Regions from separate parts of the Homo sapiens genome. Here regions 1 and 3 are each linked to region 2. A link is a loop called in an ENCODE intact Hi-C map of the cell type or tissue named here. Cell type or tissue: heart right ventricle. All regions are shown on one strand. Links, peaks and the distances in the headings refer to the core of each region. The heading gives the core; the rest is flanking DNA. Region 1 overlaps AGMO (alkylglycerol monooxygenase). Region 2 has its middle 140 kb from the start of CRPPA-AS1. Region 3 overlaps AGMO (alkylglycerol monooxygenase).

The links. Hi-C counts contacts between places; a loop is a spot of excess contacts. Peaks named below come from ENCODE experiments on the same cell type or tissue, not always from the same donor. Only the 100,000 strongest peaks of a DNase experiment are listed, where the experiment ranks them.
Region 1: it touches region 2 in a loop (14-fold over the local background); 50 of 110 quality-filtered maps call a loop at or near these places.
Region 3: it touches region 2 in a loop (4-fold over the local background); 57 of 110 quality-filtered maps call a loop at or near these places.

What each region holds. Positions count from the first base shown.
Region 1 is chr7:15,323,623-15,328,367 of GRCh38, reverse strand. The region is part of intron 12 of AGMO (alkylglycerol monooxygenase); the gene reads left to right. Among named protein-coding and RNA genes, the nearest start is that of AGMO, 240 kb to the left of the region's middle. In heart right ventricle, for the core only: a CTCF peak has its summit at 2,143 (motif pointing left); no DNase peak of the experiment used is centred there.
Region 2 is chr7:16,069,214-16,073,958 of GRCh38, reverse strand. No RefSeq gene overlaps it. Among named protein-coding and RNA genes, the nearest start is that of CRPPA-AS1, 140 kb to the left of the region's middle. In heart right ventricle, for the core only: a CTCF peak has its summit at 2,516 (motif pointing right); no DNase peak of the experiment used is centred there; H3K4me3 peaks cover 1,179 bases; H3K27ac peaks cover 1,094 bases.
Region 3 is chr7:15,302,398-15,307,142 of GRCh38, reverse strand. All of the region lies in intron 12 of AGMO (alkylglycerol monooxygenase), which reads left to right. All of the region lies in intron 1 of LOC124901592 (a long non-coding RNA gene), which reads right to left. Among named protein-coding and RNA genes, the nearest start is that of AGMO, 260 kb to the left of the region's middle. In heart right ventricle, for the core only: a CTCF peak has its summit at 1,947 (motif pointing left); a DNase peak (open chromatin) is centred at 1,938.

The sequences.
Region 1 (4,745 bases), core at 1,099-3,598, 750 kb after region 2:
CCCAGCACTTTGAGAGGCCGAGGTGGGCCCATCACCTGAGGTCAGGAGTTCAAGACCAGCCTGGCCAACATGGAGAAAACCCATCTCTACTAAAAATACAAAACTAGCCGGGTGTGGTGGCACACACCTGCAATCCCAGCTACTTGGGAGGCTGAGGCAGGAGAATCACTTGAACCTGAGAGGCTGAGGTTGCAGTGAGACAAAATTGTGCCATTGTACTCCAGCTTGGGCGACAGTGAGACTTTGGAAAAAAAATAAAAAAGAAAAGAAGGAAGGAAGGACTCAGTGTATTGACCAGGCACAGTGTCTCATACCTGCAATCCCAGCACTTTGGGAGGCTGATGGGGGAAGATCGCTTGAGCCTAGAAGTTCATGACAAGCTCAGGCAACATAGTGAGACCCTGTCTCAACCAAAAAAAAATTTTTTTTTTTAAATTAGCCCGGCAACATGGCATACACCTGTAGTCCCCAGCTACCCAGGAGGCTGAGGTGGGAGCATCACCTGAGGCTGGTAGGTCAAAGCTGCAATGAGCTGTGATGGCAACACTATAGCCACTGCCCTCTAGCCTGGCAGCCTGGGTGACAGAGTGAGACCTTGTCTCAAAAAAAAAAAAAAAAAAAAAAAAAGAAAGAAATCAGTTTATCATTTTTTCATGAAAACCTCTCTTTCTCTCCCCCTCAGGGCTTAATTACATATACCCTCAACGTAAATAACCTTCCTATATAGTCTCCCATTGTCGTTTATAGTTCCCATATCACTGTGCTATAGTAGTCTCTTTTCTAATCTCCTTTTCTCATTAAACTCCTAAATTTCTCAGTTGTCTAATATTTATGGATGTGTGGTCCTAATTTGGTGGCTGATGCATTCTAGGTGTTGAACAAATGATCTTTGCATGTGAGTGAATGAAGCTCCAGAAAGATGTCTGAGACTCAGCCCCAGTCATTCCTACACTTGCTGCTTTTCTTTTTTGTATCCGGTTCCAAGCATGCCTTTTGGTAGCTGATTAATTTGCCATATCCCAAGATGTTTGGTCTTCTCCAACACTTATTTCTTTTTCTTCATGGAAACCTAGCCCCAAGCATTTTCTATTTTTAGCTGTCTTTCCACTAAATGCAAATATAAACTAGAAAATATCAAATAGAGGTGTAGTAGATGAGTCCAAAAACATTTCTTCCAAAGAACAGCAAGTTGAAAACCGAGCCAGGTTATGATGCCTGTTCTGGGAACGTAATTAGACCTACTCTTAAGCTCAGAGGGTCACTCATTGCACAAAGGCTTCGTAACACAATATGGGATTCAAATCTCTGCCTTCACAAAATTACAAATATTATATGTTATGAACTTTCAGCATTGATCAAAAACAGAACAATTTACATTAAGACAAAAAATGCCAAATTCTAGCCTCTGGAAAATGGCAAACTTTGCAGCAGCTTATAAAACTTTACTGTCTTGGTTCTGGATCTCTAGTTTGGTAATCTTTTCCAAGATAATTTCTGGAAGTTTAATTATTAATGGCAGAGGGCACCAAATCTCTGTTTTTGTTTTTTTCTTTTTCGCTATGCCTTTTGTACATAGACTTCCCAGAGGCCTAAAGATGAAACAAAATGAATGGTATCTGTTTGTACCAAGTTAGCCATTTGTATTTTTGAAGCTTATATCCATTTCATAGGTATTATGGTATAATTCTGCCATGGGGAGAGAAAGCCACTTCTTCATGTGAAATTACTGTAAGCACACGTAAGAGAAATATATGGTCAACACCAAGAATGAATATTTCATTAATCAGTGGGTTCAGAAAAGAGTAAGGCAAGAGGAGCTGGAATAACCTTAAGAGCATTAGTAAGCATCCTTGAGAGGCCTTCCCAAAATAGGTAGAATGCGAAGAGGCAGGCACAAAAGTTAAGAGGTCTGTGTATTTTATGTGATGGAAGATCTGTATTCAGGAGGGAGGATTCTAAAGAGAAGTCATGTTCACTTTTCATCAATTTACATTTTGCCAAGACGCTATATTCTAAAAAACACCTATCATCCCTTACCCCTTTCAGGTTAAACTGATTATATGTCATTTTCAGTAAGTAATCAAATACAGCCAAATGTAAACACAGTGGGAGTTTTGCCATATAGATGCCTGGGCTCCATCTAGTGGTAAAAGTTAACTGTAAGTTTTATCATTTTCCTTAACCCCCCCTTTAATTCAAATGTATTTAATAAATAGAATGTGTGTCTTGAGGAGATCATAAATTAAGTTTTATATTTTTTCTAAGAGTAATATCCCAGTTTAAAAAAAACCTGTATCTATTATTTAATTTAGCACTGCTTCTAATGAGAATATTTCCTCTGCTTTATAAAACTTGGCTTAGTTACTGCAGTGACTGCTCATTTATAAACTTTTTTTATTCTTTGGTTTGTTTCTTCCTCTTGCTCTCCCTCTCCTCCTCCTCCTCCGTCTTCTTCCTCTTCTTTTTGTCATTAAAGGGGACAGAAACAAATTGCGAACAACCAAGTCAAGATGTCATAAATTGCTATAGTAAAATGTTGTATAAAAGCAAAAATAATAAAACTTCCTATTAAGATAATCCTAATGAAAAATTAATATACAGGGTTCAAAAATAATTGGATGACAAAATTTGGATGACTCAAAAGTAAAATGTGAGCTGATAAGGTACAATGCTATATTTTCAGTTTAAGCATTTTGCTTTTTACATGACATTTCTTTTAAAGTTTTGAGTTATTTTTTCTGTTTCAACCATTTTCCTTTTTGATTGTTTATATTTTAAAGGCCTGATGTGCTGTTGAAATAGAGTCCTTTTGTATGTGTGCATGTATAGGTGTGTAATGTTTTATTCTTCACCAGTTAGCTTGGATGTAAATTTTGTGAGAGAAGTTTGTTTAAAAAACAACGGAAAATAATTAAAAATAAGCTTTTTAAGGTTAATCTTAATCTGACATGCCCTTGAACGCTCACTGATTAAATAATTGCAGATAATATTATGTATTAAATTTTACAAATAAAATTATTAAATGTAGAAATGCTAATATATAATTATTTAGATATGTGTGAAAGTACATATTTGATATAGTGAATACTATTTATTAGCCTTTAATGCCTTCCAAGTAAAGTCACGATGCAGATATATAATGCAAGTTAATTTGGATATATAATTTAAACATGACTGCATGAAACTAAATCTATCTATCCAGTATATATTTCTCAAAACGTGAAATTAAAATCAGGTATAATAAACAAAGTTCTTTTTATTCAAATGTTACTTACCAATAAGAAACAATTACAGGGCTTCCTGAGGGGTTTTCAAAGCATGTTAAAAATGTTAGGTATTTGAATTTTTTAAACTCAAAAATTTTTTTTTAATTTTTAATTTTACTTTGGTTTGGAGTGGCCTACAGAGATTCACTAGAGCTGGGGTCCCCAACTCCCCAACCACGGACTGGTTGGTGGCCTATTAGGAACCGGACCACACAGCAGGAGGTGAGCAGCAGGCAAATAAGCATTACTGCCTGGGCTCTGCCTCCTGTCAGATCAGTGGTGACATTAGATTCTCATGGGAGCTCGAACTCTATTGTGAAATGCACATCAGAGGGATCTAGATTGCGCAGTCCTTGTGAGAATCTAATGCCTGATGATCTGAGGTGGAACAGTTTCTTCCTGAAACCGTATCTTCTCCCCGACACCGCCCCCCACCATCTGTGGGAAAATTGCCTTCCATGAAACATGTTCCTGGTGTCAAAAAGGTTGGGGGCCACTACATTAGAGGACAGACCTCAGGAGTGAGGGAGATGAGGGGGAGAAGAAAGGCAAAACCCTGGGGCCTCTGGCCATGTAGGGGTCTGAAGCCAGAGAAAAAAAGAAATCAAGAAGGCACTTCAGGACATCTAAATAAGAACAAGAAACCAAAGCTTATAAAGAAAATGCCTTGAGAGATCCTACTGTAATAGTAGGAATAACCCAAGATGGGCGCTTTAAAAGATAGAACATCAGCAACTAGGAGAGCTGACCTTGGGATCTGGAACTTACAGGATTGGGAGACAAACACGTGGGGACAGGGTTGCCTGATACCAACGTCTAAAAGTCTGAGATACTGATGCAGTTTTCTGTCTCAACTATGGCACACACCATTATTATTACTGCCTCTTTGTGAAAGTGAGTGAGCAGAGCCTGGTCTGAAGGCCAGTTTGTATTAGCTGAGTGTTGGGTTGCTGCGCTGGAGTAATACTGATGATTGTCTGATGGAAACATTGGCTTAAAGTAGTCTTATTTTTACTACGCTTGTATCTCTAATACATTGTTACAGCAACATATGGTAGTATATAGAACAATTACATAAATATGCACTTTAATACAAATTACAGTTTTAAAGAAAGCCACAGTTTCAAAATAGAAATGTCTGCGGCAAGCTTGAGTTTTAAATGTGGCTTACTCTGAGGTAGTAGCAAGAACATTGACGTTTCAAACCCTTGCTTGCAGTTAAAACAAGCTGAAAGCAAAGAAACACAGATTTGGCAACATCTCGTGTCTGTTTTGATAATTTCACAATTTAAAAATGATTAGAAAGTCATGAAATCATCTAGCACAATACCACGAGGCTTTCCTTGTTAACAGCTGCAAAGCTGCTCTGAAGCCCAGAGTCAGGAGGCAGTCTTTTCCATCCCATAGCCCTTTGCTCTGGCAAAAGTCATGCACTGCAAGCTCGGGAGACAGCTTGGAATCATATGAGAATCAGCGCGT
Region 2 (4,745 bases), core at 1,201-3,700:
GCTGCCATGTAGTGGTCCCTGTCCCGATACCTCTCCTCTGCCTCACGACTCCCACCCCCAATAATTGTGCAATGATTTTACAAAGTCATGCTTCTGAGGAGACCTAGGGCAGATAGAATTACTGCAGAAAAGTCCTTTAATTCTCTGGCATAGGTAGCACTTTGCTTTCAAAAAAGGTTAAGCTTTCTTTTCTGTGGCATAGCAGATCCGAGCTGGCACTTGATAGGTTTGTATCTTTGGTATCTCTACCACTCTCTCTCAAATACCATCTCATCCTATGTTGATAGTGTTCTGCCTGCCAAGATTTCCCCACTGTCACACACCACAAGGCTTGTCCAGGATCACATGGATCTCCGTACATTTTCTGACTCCCTCTTCCCACAAAAACACTTCTTTCAGCAGCAGATAATCCAAAAGACAATAATTGTCATATGGTACAAATGGGAATTAATACATGTTGGCAAGCCCAAGCATTCATTCTGGGGCTTCATCTTCATCAACAATAAGCATGGCTTAAGTATCAACTTAGTTGTAGGTTCTGTGCCAACTCAGAGAGACAGGAAGATTTTTTCTGCTCAAAGGGTATATAATATAATGGTAGGAATTTGAGGAAAAAAAGTCTTTATCCTATTTTTCAGCTTTTTTGAGGTATAAATGACAGAAGTTGTATATATTGAAAGTGTACAGTGTGATGTTTTGAGATACATTGTGAAATGATTACTGTAATCAAGTTAATATCTGTATCAGCTCAGAAATTTACCTTTTGTGTGTATGGTAAGAAGACTTAAGATCTACTCACTTAGCAAATATTAAGTATATATTAGGTTGGTGCAAAAGTAAGATTAGTAACAATATTATTAACTACAGTCAGCACAGTGTACATTAGGCCTCCAGAAATACTCATAACTGCAAGTTTGTGACTTTTGACTAATGTATCCTTGTCCCCACCCCTGCCTGACCACTGGTAACCACTCATCTACTCTGTTTCTATGAGTTAAACTTTTTTTTTTTAGTTCCATATATAAGTAAGATCATGCAGTATTTTTCTTTCCATTTCTGGCTTATTTCACTTAGTATAATGTCCTCCAGGTCCATCCACATTGTCACAGATGGCAGGATTTCCTTCTTTTTGAAGGATGAATAATATTCCATTGTATACACATACCATATTGTCTTCATTCATTGATGGACACAGGTTATTTACATATCTTGGCTATTGTGAATAACACTGTAATGAACATGGGAGTACATATGATACTTCAAGGTGGAGATTTTATTGCCTTTGGATATATACCCAGAGTGGGATTGCTAGATTATATGATAGTTCTATTTTTAATTTTTTGAGGAACCTCCAGTTATGAACCCTTTTATTTTTATTTTTTTGAGACAGAGTCTTGCTCTGTTGTGCAGACTGGAGTGCAGTGGCGCAATCTGGGCTCACTGCAACCTCAGCGTCCCGGGTTCAAGCAATTCTCATGCCTGAGTTCCCCCGAGTAGCTGGGGCTACAAGTGTGTGCCACCACACCTGGCTAATTTTTGTATTTTTGGTAGAGATGCGGTTTCTCTGTGTTAGCCAGGCTGGTCTTGAACTCCTGGCCTCAAGATGATCCGCCCACCTTGGTCTCCCAAAGTGCTAGGATTACAGGTGTGAGCCACTATGCCTGGTAGTATGAACCCTTTTAAATTGGGAAGATGAATTCGACCATCTGGTGAGATAGACATACCTTGAGTCACTTTACTCTGACAAAATCTTGCTGTTTTTTACACATATTTTTGCTTCACCCTTTGAGCGGTGAGTCTTCTGAGGCCTTTTAGGCTTCACACAGGGCTCTCCTGCTGCTGTGGGCTAGCAAAAATAATAAGTTGCTCGAGATCTTCCATGAAATAGAAATTAATTATATAGTTTCATACAAAGAGAAAAACATTTTAAAATTTGAATTAAACATTGTTGGGGCATATTTTCTACGCTCAAACTAGTGTCTATGGGATTCAACACGCAGTTTTGGTTGTGATTGGCAATGGCATATATAATGGCAAAGAATATAACCATTTGATGTTTCTAATTTCATGGATTATTAATAATGCATTCTTATTTTGTTACCCCTGCCTGAAACAACCTATTTTAAAATGGCTTCTTAATGTTACTGATTTTCACATTTTTAGTAGCTACTCTCGTTCTGAGATATTTTAAAAATATACCATGAGGATTGGCAGAATGGGAAAGAGAGTATACTCTTCCCAGTTTCTTCATGAGGCCCAAGAATTACATGGTACAAAGAGTGGAATTTGGATTTATTATAGACGTAATTTCCTAACAATACTTATATTAAGATAGAAACGGTAGCTTTCCTGAGGGAACGACACTTAGGCAAATCATAAGCTGATTTACTCTAGAATTTCTCCATCACAGGGTAACCTGCAAAGAACCTTCCCATTCAGGAGGGTGAGAATCATGAAACTCAAAATGCACTGGCGCCTGCAGGGAGGTTGCTGAACTTTCCATTTAAAAAATGCCCACTAGAGGGAGTATAACATCATAAATTCCTTTTGCTTGTTGCCTTGCTTCTGGTAAACTGGCAGGAAAGCAAGATTCGAGTGCAAATATCTAGAATCTTTTATATTCTAACTTTTTCTCATTCACATTTTATTAAATATTCTGATGAGCAAAGAAAAACTGACAGGAAAAATTAGTATATACTATGTAACATTAATATGTTTATATGTGAAAATTCAGAATTTAAAATCATTGTCTCGAAATGAAATATAGATTATTTGCATCTAACAATGTAAAGCATCTTGGAGTAGGAGAACGCTTCATCAAATTATGGGGGGTTTGTTGTTGTTTTTATTTGCCATGGATATGATTAAAATATTTACCTGTTAGTCTGTCATTTTCTGTTACAGTGTTCCCAGATAAACTTTTTTACTGGGCAACTGTTTTGTTTACATAGTAGCAAAATCAAATGTTTAATTCTCAAGTTTAAAGCAACAATCTGCTACCTGCCTTAGGAAAAATAACAGTTAGTATTTCTCAAGAGTAAAAGCACTTCTCCTAGAATGAATGGCCTGTATTTTAACTTTTTTTTGTATTTTCATTAAATATTTTATATGTTTTTCCTGGTTTCCGTAAATTGAAATACGGTCAAATTCTAACATAAGACTCCAAGTTCGATTTTGGATTGCACTTTTTGTGTTTGATCATTTGGAGATAAACTAAAAATAATTTCTATAATTCATTCTGAAACATTGAGCAATGAAACAGCATTTTCAAAGTTCGAAAGGAAAGTCTTTATGAAAAATCGAGATGCTATTAGCTCCTTATATATTAAAGTACATTTTAAATTTGAATTTACATAATTTTCAGCAAGGAAAAAAGCACATGTATGGTTATTTCAAATTTATTTTTAATGAAAAAACTTAATTTCTTATGATCTTAGCTGTTTGAAAACCATTTCTAACTGATTTCTTTTTTTAGTTACCTATTGTTATTATCAGTGGCCACAAGAGTTTTTCACTAACTCCTCCAGTTACTGAATATTGCTTCTTCTATTTAAATGAAAACATTTTTGTTCTCTTTTCCATTGCAATAACACACACACACACACACACACACACACACAGACACACACACACACCTTTGCAATTGATGTGTCAACAGGGAAACAACAAAGTTATTTTGATTGTACATTGCCGTTTAATAAGTGACTTGGGATATGGCTGCTCTTCACATACTTTTTTTACATCTGCCTCTCCTTTCCTGAATGATTTTAGGACTAGGTCGGCTCCTTCGTTACTCCCCTTTGTAAGTAAAACCATACCTCCAACCTACCTCAAAAGCCAGGCTTACCCGTCACATTTTATTTTACTTATGTTTAGAAAAGTTCAGTATGAAATTAGCACATATTGGTTGTAGATAAATAAAAACATGTAAATTGTACTGAAGGATAACGATTAAAAGGTAAACAAATATTTTTTCTCCTTCCCTTTGACCTTGCTGTTCTCTGTGCAGGTTGAAATCTCTTCCAATATTTTCTAGCACATGCAATCCTGTATATAAACAGGTTATTATATATGCATATTTCCTTAATTTTTTTATAAAAATTGGGTCATATGAAAAATATTCTTCAGTGGCTTGACTGTATTTTTAAGATGTTTCCGTGTCAGTACTTACAGAAGTACTTCATTTTTATGGTTGCATAAAATCCTATCTTTTATTCAGACTCCAGACTTCTATTAATATATATTAAAATTGTTTCCAGTATTTCATTATATCAAATAGTGCTGCAGTGTAGAAACTTGAATAAACACCTTTGGATTTTGTGCTTTTTCTACATTTTTATAAATAAAATCTGACAGATATTGAAAACACAGCTGGCTTGTTATTATTTAGATTTTATTCATGGCCTGACTACCTCCACAAAGCTTTTAAGATGTCTGTGTTTTATGTTGTTCAGTGTCTCTGAAAGATATTTACTTTTATCAAGAAAACATGTTGGTTGCCAACAATCAGATTTCAAAACAAAAAAATGCTAATTTCTCTAAGTGCATCTTTACTAGAAAGTGAAAGAATTATTTGTCTCGATAATTCAGGTGGAAAACTCTTACATAAAAGATTGGAGGGAAAAAGTTCCCTTGCTGAATTAACCAGAATCACTGTGACTTTAGATCAGGTTGATGGAATATGAGGTTAACTATTGGATGTTAATATTTTTGTATATGGCAAGCATTGAGTGGTTAGGTAAAAA
Region 3 (4,745 bases), core at 902-3,401, 770 kb after region 2:
TATTGTAATATATGAATGTCATCATCATTACTAGTAGATTTGTCCTATTAGTGATGGGTGAACTGCAAAATTACAAATGGAAACTTATTTTTTGGAATCACTTTATAATTATTTCGTTTTTGAATAATTTTAAGTGTAGATCTTTGTACAACTTTCTATATTAAAATTCACCAAAATTCAGTATGCTTTAATGATTATTTCTCATGATTGTAACGTATGCATTTAATATTGCAAACTATTTTATACAAAGAGTTCATTACCTCTGTTATGATTATAACTTATTGTAATAATATTTTATACACTAACTGAATAATTTATGTTTCTCCAACAGCCCTTTCCAATGTGGCATACTTAGCATAATAAAGTAGAAATCTTAGTTTAGGGACATATTCCTCAGCCTATAAGAACTAGTACAATCTAAAATAGTAGGTGAAAACTTAAATTGTGCTAATTCTAAACATTAAAATCTAACTATTTGAAGCATTAACAATCCTTAATAGTGCCATAAACCATATTAACTTTTTAGCAAGGTAACACAAATTGCCATATTTTGTAATGCTTTTTTTTTTTTACACAGTCATATTCTGTTATAAGTGAAATTGGGCTCCAGGCCAAGGAGAACTTTGGAGAACTTTTAAGTTTGAGTGACTGTCTCACAGCTGGAAACCACCCCAAAGTGCATTGATTGCAGAAGAATATGTTTCCTATTATCCAGTTCTCTACCAAACTATTTTTTTGTAGCTTGAAAATAATAAAGATTTTGTAAGCCCCAAGGGGTCTTTTTGATCCATGAATGAAGTTACCCTGGATTCATATAACTAAAATCTGACTTCCTTTCAGCCATTGAAATTCAAAACCCTTTCCATTTATTAGTATGAAATAAAAAAAGACCTTCAAAAATGTCAAAACGTTGCATTTAATGAAGTCAATGTCAGTGCATGTCAAAGTTTTGATTCCATTTAAGATGAGTACAATGTGATGTGAAAGGAAATGTAAAGTGAGTAATGGCAGTCGGTTAATTAAAGTAGATATTGAAGGATGCAATCTGTTAGCCTTTAAATTATTCTTTAAAGTTTTTCTTAATCAAAAGATACACTTTTTATAGTTACCATAAAATTTATGTTAGTCATATTTAAATGTTTAGAATTTATGAATTACCAGAAAAAAATAAGATACTTGATTTTTTGGTTGCTTTAAAATTTTGTTATCTGGAATTTTAAAATGAAATCAGTCTTTAAAAAAAGATTTGTTCTTTTAGGTTCGTTCATGTACCCATAGTGCCATTTTACTAATGATTCATTACACATTCTTAGTGCCTTTCTGGAGGAAAAACAAGTACAGTTCACAGAATCTTCCGTATGATTTCTCTAGAATTCTAGTCTTCATTTATAATGACACAGTAGAAACCGAGTTGCTTATATAACTATAGTACCCTAGTAAATTAGTTGCATGTCTACAGTAAAATCCAGATCTTCTTTACAAATTCTAGATCAGATATACAGCCAAATCATATAAATATATATATAGGAATGTAATTTTGAAGTAATTTCTGTCAGAGTAAAATTATAAATTGTTACTCATATTTAATATAACCATTCGACTCACAGGAAGTAACTACAGAAAACACAAGGTTTAAAAACTGGCACAAAAACTCATTTTGCCAGGTGAAAAGAAATTGATGCAACATGTTGAACTTTGATCATTCATGTTTCACCAGTGAACCCAGATGCACGGAAAATACTTTACTCAAATTGCTCACAATAAGTGCCAATCCTCATTTTTCCATATCAAGGAGAGATGGGGATATGGAAAAATATACAAAATTGGCAGATAATCTTCAAACCTTATTTTAGGCAATATTTTTCACTTCCTGTCCTATCAAACTTTTTTTTTTTTTTTTTTAACCAGATTGCCTGACAAGGTTGCCTTGTCCTTGCCCCTGCCTGCCCTCTGGTGGAGAATAGCAGGATGGTAAAAGGAAAATAAGGAGAAAATCCATGGTGAGATGATGAATAAGTACCTAAGATAGGTGCTACCACAAGTTACTGGATAATCACTTCTAGTAACACTTTTATTTATATATTTCAAATATAACTATATATTCTTAATATTAAGTTTGATTTTAACTACTCAATGTCAACTAGCTCATCCTGCTTTGAGATGGCAGGAGGGAAACCCTGGGGGAAGGGGGAAGCAAGAGAAAATTTTTATCCAGTGTGCTCTCCAAGATTTAACTAAATCATTTGTTATAGTTGACTTTCTTCTTAAACATTGTGTGTAACTGAAAGAATAATAATAATGCCTCAGATTTTCATGAGAATATATGATGGTGGGCTTAGAGGAAGGCTTATCATTTTCCAGTTCTGTATTTTTTAGTTGACAATTTACTAGTAATTTCATCTCCATTCATGCAGACAACATCCTATAAAATAAATATGTCGGTTTATTTGAGTTCATTGGACTGTTGACAAATCATGGCCCTATAAAGTACGAATCAGGGACTTTTGAAACAGATAAACCGAACCCTTGACTCATAACGAAACTGAATAAATAAGATTTTTATTACAAATAACTTGACAAACCCAAATCTTTCCACTTTATCTTCCTTATATTTCTGTAATAAAACTGATGTAACAAACCCTAAATCACCACCATTTAGTAATAGCAAAATTGAAAACTCAAAAATTTTCAGTTTTCTTTATACCAACAGATTTGAGATTGTACCCAAAATTTCTGTCCTGGTTTGGCCTTGAATTTCAATCCAATTCTTCCCTTCCACAGCTGTTTGCTGGGTACGCTGTTATTAAATAATGGGGCTCTGTGGAGAAGACCTCAAGGGAGTTGAGGGGATCGAGAGAGCTGGAGAAGAGAAAGGGATGAAAGAGACTTTAAAAGATGAAACAAATGTTAGGAGTTTATGTAGGTCAAGACATTTAAAGTTAACTTTCATTTGTATTGTAATGGGGGAATTTTCCAGCTATTAATATTTTGAGCAGAGAGCCCACTTATTTCATAGAATAAAAAATTAAGAGGATGCCGTCAAGCATTGCATAAAGGCATTGACGTGGCATTGTTATATGTAAAAGGACTGAAAATTGAACTAACACAAGTTTGTTATTTTAGACTTGGGCCTCTAGGAGTTCATGGAAAATCGTATTGGATATTTTGAGCTATTAGAGATATACCCACAGACCTATTCTCTTCCAGGTCTATATCATGATTTTAACGATAAAAGTTTAAGAGATTATCAGAGAAAGAATTGATCCTCACAATTAAACACAGCAACAAGAATATATGTGTATGTGCTGTGTGTGGGGGTAAACATACAAGAGTATACATACATGTATTTCCTTGTATCTTTCTTTTCTACCAAACATTTCTAAAGTCAGGGCTAACTTAATATTTCATTTTTCCATAGCTTGTATCAAGTTCCCCATGCTCCACTTCCTTCTTCTGCTTTTTAGCACCTTCATATTCCTCACATTCTTTTATGGCAGAGCACAACTCTCTCACTTTTTCTAACAAGAAACACACATTGCAGTTAAACAGCCGAGGTCATCCCCATGCTCGCGTCACAGGTCAAGCAAGATCACTTACATTTTTTAGGGGGTCATTTCTTCTCACTGGGTGGGATATGACCTTGTTCCTGTTTCCAGAAAAGAAACCACCCCAGATGTTCACCACCCCTTCTCTCTCTTTTTTTTTTCTGTTTTTCCATTCTCTTCCTTGTTTGATGCCAAATACACAATTAGACATTCATCTTGCTAGTATTTTTCTATGTTAAAAAAGATCTTTATTTTTACCTAATGTATCTTAAATACAAAAATAAGCCAAAAATACAGAAAATCTGACATTTAATTAAAATTTAGGGGATAGATACTATTTTATAATTTGAATGTACCATTCTGAAAACTCCTTGGTATTTTCAGCATATTATAAAGTCACTATTAAGATACATTTCTCTCTGCATCTGTGCCGCCATCTTAATATCATCTGTGGGCTGCACTTTTTTTTCAAAACCATCTGCATTTTGAGCTGTCTTTTGAGAAATGGCTGTAAGAATACAATTAATTCTGTTCTCCCTGTGTGGATTGTTCCTCCTGGGTTTTCATTGACCATCCCAGACATTCAGCTTTCAAGATCCTTTAGATTTACTCACTGAATACAACCAAGTTTGCAGTGGTTTTGTACTGATTACAAATATATAGATACTTTTCCTGACTTTATTTTTTACAAACATAGTCAAGATGTAATGCCTGCAGAAATTATTACTCTCAGTAACAATTTCATGGCTTCAGTCCTATCTTTATGAAGCTTAACTCTAGTTGACTGCTCCATGACTTACATGAATTGAACACATACTGTATTCCAGCAACCGTACCATATGATGGAGGTACAGCAATGAACAAAACAAAACAAAAAGGCTTCTCTTCATGGAGTTTACAGTCTAGTGAAAATAGACTTTTAAATTGAAAACAGCTAATATATTAGAAAATAAATACCTGCTTTGTAACAAGTACTGCGCTAAAAGCTCTATGCCAGTCTCCTTGATTTATGTATTTTTTAATTGTCATTTTCAAAGATTTTAATCTTTAAGGAACCTTTGCATTTTAATTTCTGTATTATATTTTGAAGTTTGTTCTTATTAAGTTCTAGAGTTAGAACAAAATAATAAATTTTGAAATAAAATCTGGTGGAAATACTGTATACCTTTTATTGCCATACCAACTTTATTAGACCCCAAC